Regions from separate parts of the Homo sapiens genome. Here region 2 is linked to region 1. The links are chromatin loops, found by intact Hi-C in ENCODE. Cell type or tissue: natural killer cell. All regions are shown on one strand. Each heading gives the region's core, and the rest is flanking DNA. Links, peaks and the distances in the headings are about the cores only.

Evidence for each region. A loop is a pair of places that touch in the nucleus more often than their neighbours do. Peaks named below come from ENCODE experiments on the same cell type or tissue, not always from the same donor. Only the 100,000 strongest peaks of a DNase experiment are listed, where the experiment ranks them.
Region 2: it touches region 1 in a loop (2.7-fold over the local background); 7 of 110 quality-filtered maps call a loop at or near these places.

The regions. Positions count from the first base shown.
Region 1 is chr5:62,352,969-62,355,895 of GRCh38, reverse strand. It overlaps KIF2A (kinesin family member 2A), which reads right to left. Exons shown (of 21, transcript NM_001098511.3): 6 at 2,521-2,621; 7 at 642-737. Among named protein-coding and RNA genes, the nearest start is that of KIF2A, 48 kb to the right of the region's middle. In natural killer cell, for the core only: CTCF peaks have their summits at 1,457 and 1,665; a DNase peak (open chromatin) is centred at 1,645.
Region 2 is chr5:62,284,158-62,287,084 of GRCh38, reverse strand. No RefSeq gene overlaps it. Among named protein-coding and RNA genes, the nearest start is that of KIF2A, 21 kb to the left of the region's middle. RefSeq lists enhancers at 1,339-1,618, 1,729-1,828. In natural killer cell, for the core only: no CTCF peak of the experiment used is centred there; DNase peaks (open chromatin) are centred at 1,294 and 1,984.

The DNA.
Region 1 (2,927 bases), core at 260-2,759:
ACAGGAGAATCGCTTGAACTGGGAGGCGGAGATCACACCATTGCACTCTAGCCTGGGCGATGGAGCAAGACTCCATCTCAAAAAAAAAAAAAAAAAGGCACTCCCTGTCCAATGAATTCTCATTCATCAACAGCAAAGGAGTTGAGTAATAACAGCAGAGGATTTTTTCCAGTTCTAGATTTCTGGTCCACTGCAGCCCTCAACAACCATCACTTATTGTTAAAAGCCAGAATAACATTTAAAACTAACAAATTACCAATAGTAAATTAGAAATGATGGTGGGATCTACAGCCCAAGACAAAGATAAGCTTGGAACTGAGATCAAAGTATAACTCACAGTCAGAAAGGAAAGTGAGTCTTCTGCTATCACTCCTTTAAGTGTTGCTTTGCCCTCCCAAAGACAGGGAGGTTTTGCTTCGAGAAGGACATCTCTATAGGGAGCATATCTCATATACCAAATTATGGAAAATAAGCATTAATGTGGATAATTTCTTGATTTTCTTCTTAAAATATGGGGAATGAGCACCCACAAGGAAAGGAAAAACTACATAGCTGAACACAATATGAATTTAGCAAGTGTCAAACACGTTTTTATTTGAAGCATAAAAAGTTCCAGAATAATGGTTTACAAAGAATCTTACAGGATCTGCTGTTGTTAATGGTCTATAATCCAAACTTCCTCTAAAGTCTCTGATCATACACATAATTTCATAATTTGGGTTTGTAGCATCAACGTCCTATTAGAAGACAGAGAGAATTCACCATTATAAATATAATAATGTATTTGTTACATTTATATTTGGTTTGAAAATTAAAATTAAATTGTGCCATTTGTCATAACCAAGCCTAAACTTAAACTGACGATATTATATAGTTTCACAGTTGTGGTTTCATAATAAGCTCTGAACCACTTTGTGTTTGTAAAATTGTGTTTTACAAACACAATTCTCTTAGTCGGTATGCATTCTGTTAACTCCAAATTAAGGACTCTTCATTGAAGTTACCCTTCACCTATTTCAAAAATCCATCTGTTATACATATACCTTAATTATCCTATAAAATGCAGCAACAGAGAAATAATGCTCATGTTACCACTGGCAAATAACTCTAGAAAAGCTGAAATTCTAGGAAAATTCATTTAATCAGATTCATCTTCTAATTTAATCCAGTGTTTCAGCAAAGTATAAATACAGATTCATTTGTCTTCATTTTCTATTTTTGCTGACCTTCTAAAAAATACTAAGTAATGACAAAACTGCCCCAAATCAACAGAACATAGAACTTAAAGGAATCAGAAGCCAAGATCATTTTAAAAAAACTTTAAAATTCAAATTTTTGAATGCCAACTACAATTTATTTGGCTTCAAAACAGAAATTCAGATTAAGATACAAATAGCAATAGTCAACAGTCTTTCCTAGCCTTGAACAATAAATTATTAATCATTCTAAGAAGTCACATTTTTTTATACATCATATTCAGATTTGTTTTGAATGCAACTAAATTACAAACTGTTACTGAAACTTACTTTCAATTAACCTTCTTCTAGGAAATAATACCACCTATGTCAACTGAGAAGCAGACTGTGAAGTGAGAATTAAGAGATCACAGAGAGATGTGTAAGTATTATGAAGTACCCACAGGAAACACCAGGTGGCATCTATGCTAAGTATTAGTAGATAATATGTTTTATTATTCATTTCAAAACCCAACTGGTCATTCTCAGGTCACTTTCAGATAAAAGCTGATTCATTCAGGTTGGATATAATACTAGGTCCACAATTCCACAACACAACATCTGAACTGGTAGTTTAACATGATTAAGGGCATTTGAACATACTATTAAATAAATAATCTTGATGTTTTATTAGAGAAAAGTAGTTCTGAAAATGTAATAGATGCCATACAAGCACAATGGTGCAGTTATGTATAATAACAAAATGTCTAATATGTAAAGACCTGTAGAAGAGTAAAAGACCAGTTTTCTATGCAATTTTCCCACTGCTATTAAACAGTCTTGCTACCATCTGAAGGGACCCTGAGGGGGACACAATAGAGATCCACTCTTCATATGTGGCATAAATGAAAATCCAAGGAATTTCCCCCCTTTCACTAAGACATGTGAACTTACTAACCATAGAAAAACAATAATAAAATTTATAGTTTAATCATGCACTTTAACTGGGTATTTTTCCCAATGTATTTTTAGGTCTTTTTAAAATAAAAATTCTTAAATGTTACACCATACACATTAGAATTCTGTAACACAATGGCTTTTTCTTAATGGAACAAATTTTAGCGTTAACACATACCAATAAAACATGAAAAGAACAATGCAGTAAAAATGTGTTACGGTAACTTATTTGCACAAGAGTTTATATTATTCCTCAATATCAATTTAAGGAATTCTTAAAATTCTTCAAAAAAAATGCCTTAATTATTTTGTTCACATCAATCACCTTCACTGATATAATCTAATCTCTGGTTGGTACATAAACAAAATATATGTTTATGTTACGAACCTGGGCTCTTTTTTCTCTAAGTTCTTGCTGTTGCAATCTCCTTTTCTCTCGTTTTTCTTGCAGTTTTTCTACTTCTTTCACACAATTAGATTTTCTACGTGCTGAAAAGAAAAGATGAGCTGTAGAAGTATAGTTTTCTTTTTTAGAGTACTAATATTAAACTTTTTTTATGTATAACTTCACCACACACACATAAAAGGTACACAGTGACAAAGCATGCCTATAACAACTACGTGAGCTTTACTTAATGAGCTGCTTTACCAAAACTAAAATAGGACAATGTACAGATGAGAGTCCAGAAAAATGACTCAAACATATTGATACATGTCATCTCTTGGTTTAGAAACACAGACTTTTTAATTCAAAGAATCAAGGAGCCCAACACATTCTTCTGTAACATCTGACAA
Region 2 (2,927 bases), core at 254-2,753, 69 kb after region 1:
CGTGCCCATACTCACAACTGAATCTACAAGTAGGCAGATCTCAAAGGAAGGAGAAAAAATGGGTCAAGCCACACATGCCTCGATCATTTCCTCCAAATTCACCTACCAGTTGCCTCTGTCCTCTGTGGAAAGTAGTGAATGAGGAGGAAAAAGGAGAACTGAAGTGTTGCTCTAACAGAGGTCTCACAGCATGAAAATATCAAATGTAGAGAAAAAATGTTCCTGAGTAACAATCCATATGTAACGTATGTGTGTCTACTATGCATCTTGCCTGAAATAGCATACAGGCATATTGAACTTAAAATCCATCATACTGAACTCATCACTTAAAAAATACATTCCAACCTCAGAATCTGTGTTTCTGTCTACATTTTCTATTTTATAATTTATCTAATTACTCAAATAAAAATTTGGGGATTCATCTTGGATTCTCCTCCTCCCTTCACCCTTCCTAAATATTACTTCTCTCCATAATCTTCTTGCTATTTCTACTGCCTTAATTAAGGCTGCCATTACTTCTCATTTGGATTATTACACCAAAAAAAAATCTCCTAATATATCTCTCTATATCCAGATTTACCTTCCTGAAATCCATTTTGTTAAACTGCATCTAAAGTTATCTTTTGGAAATTCAGATCTTATCAGGTGACACTCCTGCTTAAAACTCTCCAGGGGCTCCCCATTGTTCTATGATGTTTATCAAAGTGTGATCTTAGATTGCCTTTGACCAGAATCATTTGGATGACATATTAAAAATACAGTTTTCTAGGCCATATCACAGATTTAATGAATCAGAGTCTCTGGAGATGCATTTTTAACTTTTATTTCTAGAAAGGAATTATTATGCACAAAAAATTTTTGTAAATGTTTACTCATAAGATTAAGTTGAAACTCCTTTTTAGGGTATATAACACATTTCAGCATTTGGTTTATATTACCTCTTTAATTTTTCATCTTACCACTACCTCTGCAATTTGTGTTCTAGGAAAAACATGTTTCCTCATGAATCATTTCACACTTCTTTGTCTTTTAATCTGCTTGTTTCTTAGCTTGATGCATTTTTCTCACCCAATTCTCTTCCATCTGATGAAAACCTATTTATCTTTCAAAATCTTATTAGAATTTCATATATGTGAAAGGACAAGTGGACAAGGACAGATGGAAACCCATGTTTATTCTTATTGCCTCTGGCCTTTGTGATGAGGATATCCTGTAAAAGTGAGGGCTCCTCAGCCCAGCGACCTGGCGGGGGTGGGAGGAGCTGAGGGAAAATCCAGGGGAAGTTAGAGCAACTGCAGGCACAAGCCCTGCTACTGCTTCACACCAATGAAGTGAGTCAGCAGATCAGCAATAATGTAGGTGTGAGCTACAAAATGGCCACCGTTTCCCTACCACCCTCCAAATTTCTCAAGAATCTTCCTTGTGACCCACTCTAACTAGAAGCATACCAGAAAATGAATTCTAGGAAATGTTCCACCTACGCAGGTTGACACATTACAAAACTACCACACACTGGATAATCTATTTTAGGCAGGGTGGTCAGATCTCATTGGTGATATGACTTTTTTTTTTTCTTTTTTGAGACAGAGTCTCTGTCACGTAGGCTGGAGTTCAGTGGCATGGTCACAGCTCATTACTGCCTAGACTTCTAGGGCTTAAGTGATCTTCCTGCCTCAGCCTCTGAAAGTGCTGGGATTACAGGTGTGAACCACTGTGTGCAGCCAGTGAGATGACATTTGCACACCAACTAAAGTGAAGGATTGGGCCAAGAGAAAAAAAGGAGAGATGACCAGGACATACAAAGGCCTTGAGGCAATGGCATCTGGATGGAGGACTCTGAAGAAGGGTCAAATACCCAAAGAAAAAGCAAGATCCAGCAGAGTCTCAGGAATAGTTAGAATGAAGGACCCCAACACCCTAATGGCTTTCTCTCTGCCATTCTGTTTCTCTCTGTGTCAACTTCATTCTCTTTCACTTTAGACTGGCTTTCTCCACCTGGTGGAAACATGGTCACAGGAAGCATCGAAGTTTGACATCTTATATGTGTAGCTATCAAAGAAACTATCTTTATGTTCTCTGTGATAGCCCATCAAAAAATTTGGGGGAAATTACTCATTGCCCTAACAGGTTATTTGCCCATTCTTGGAAAAATTAGTTCCAAAGGGCTATGATATTAATTACCTGTTCTTGTGTAATAAATTATGCCCAAACTTAGCAGCTTTAAACAACAATAAACATTTGTTATATTACACAGTTTTTGTGCAAAATGAATTTAGGAACAGCTTAGCTGGATGGTTCTGTCTTGAAGGGGGTGTCTCAAATGAAGTTGCAGTTCAGATGTCAGCTGGAGCTGCAGTCATCTAAAGGATTAACTAGGCTGGAGGATCCATTTCCAACTATACTCACTCACAATTCTGGTAAGTTAATGAAGGTTGTTTCCAAGAGACCTCAGTTCCATGCCATGTGACACTTCCATATGGTTGCTTGAGGACTCTCGTGACATGGCATCTGGCTTTCCCTAGAGTGAATGACCCAAAGGAGCAAGGTGGAAACTATAGCATCTTCTATGACTTAGACATTGAAGTCATACTCTGTTTTTCCTTAATATCCTGATAGTTACATAGGGCAGACCCATTCAGTGTAGGAAGAGACTACATAAGTGTATGAATAACAGGAGGTGAGAATCTTTGGGGTTAATTTTGGGGGCTAGATATCAAGGCACTCTAATTTGCACAGCTTGCATTCGTTTCCTAGTCTTTGTAGCCAGAGCAGAGACAGAATAGATCACATGACATTCATCTCTCTTGGGTGAAGAAAAGGAATACTATGGTAAAGATGGGGAAGATAAAAGAGAAATTTCTAGAAAAATTGGAGGATGAGTGTTGGGGAAAAAATAGGTGTCTGTTGCTAGCCAGAATGTTAAAAAC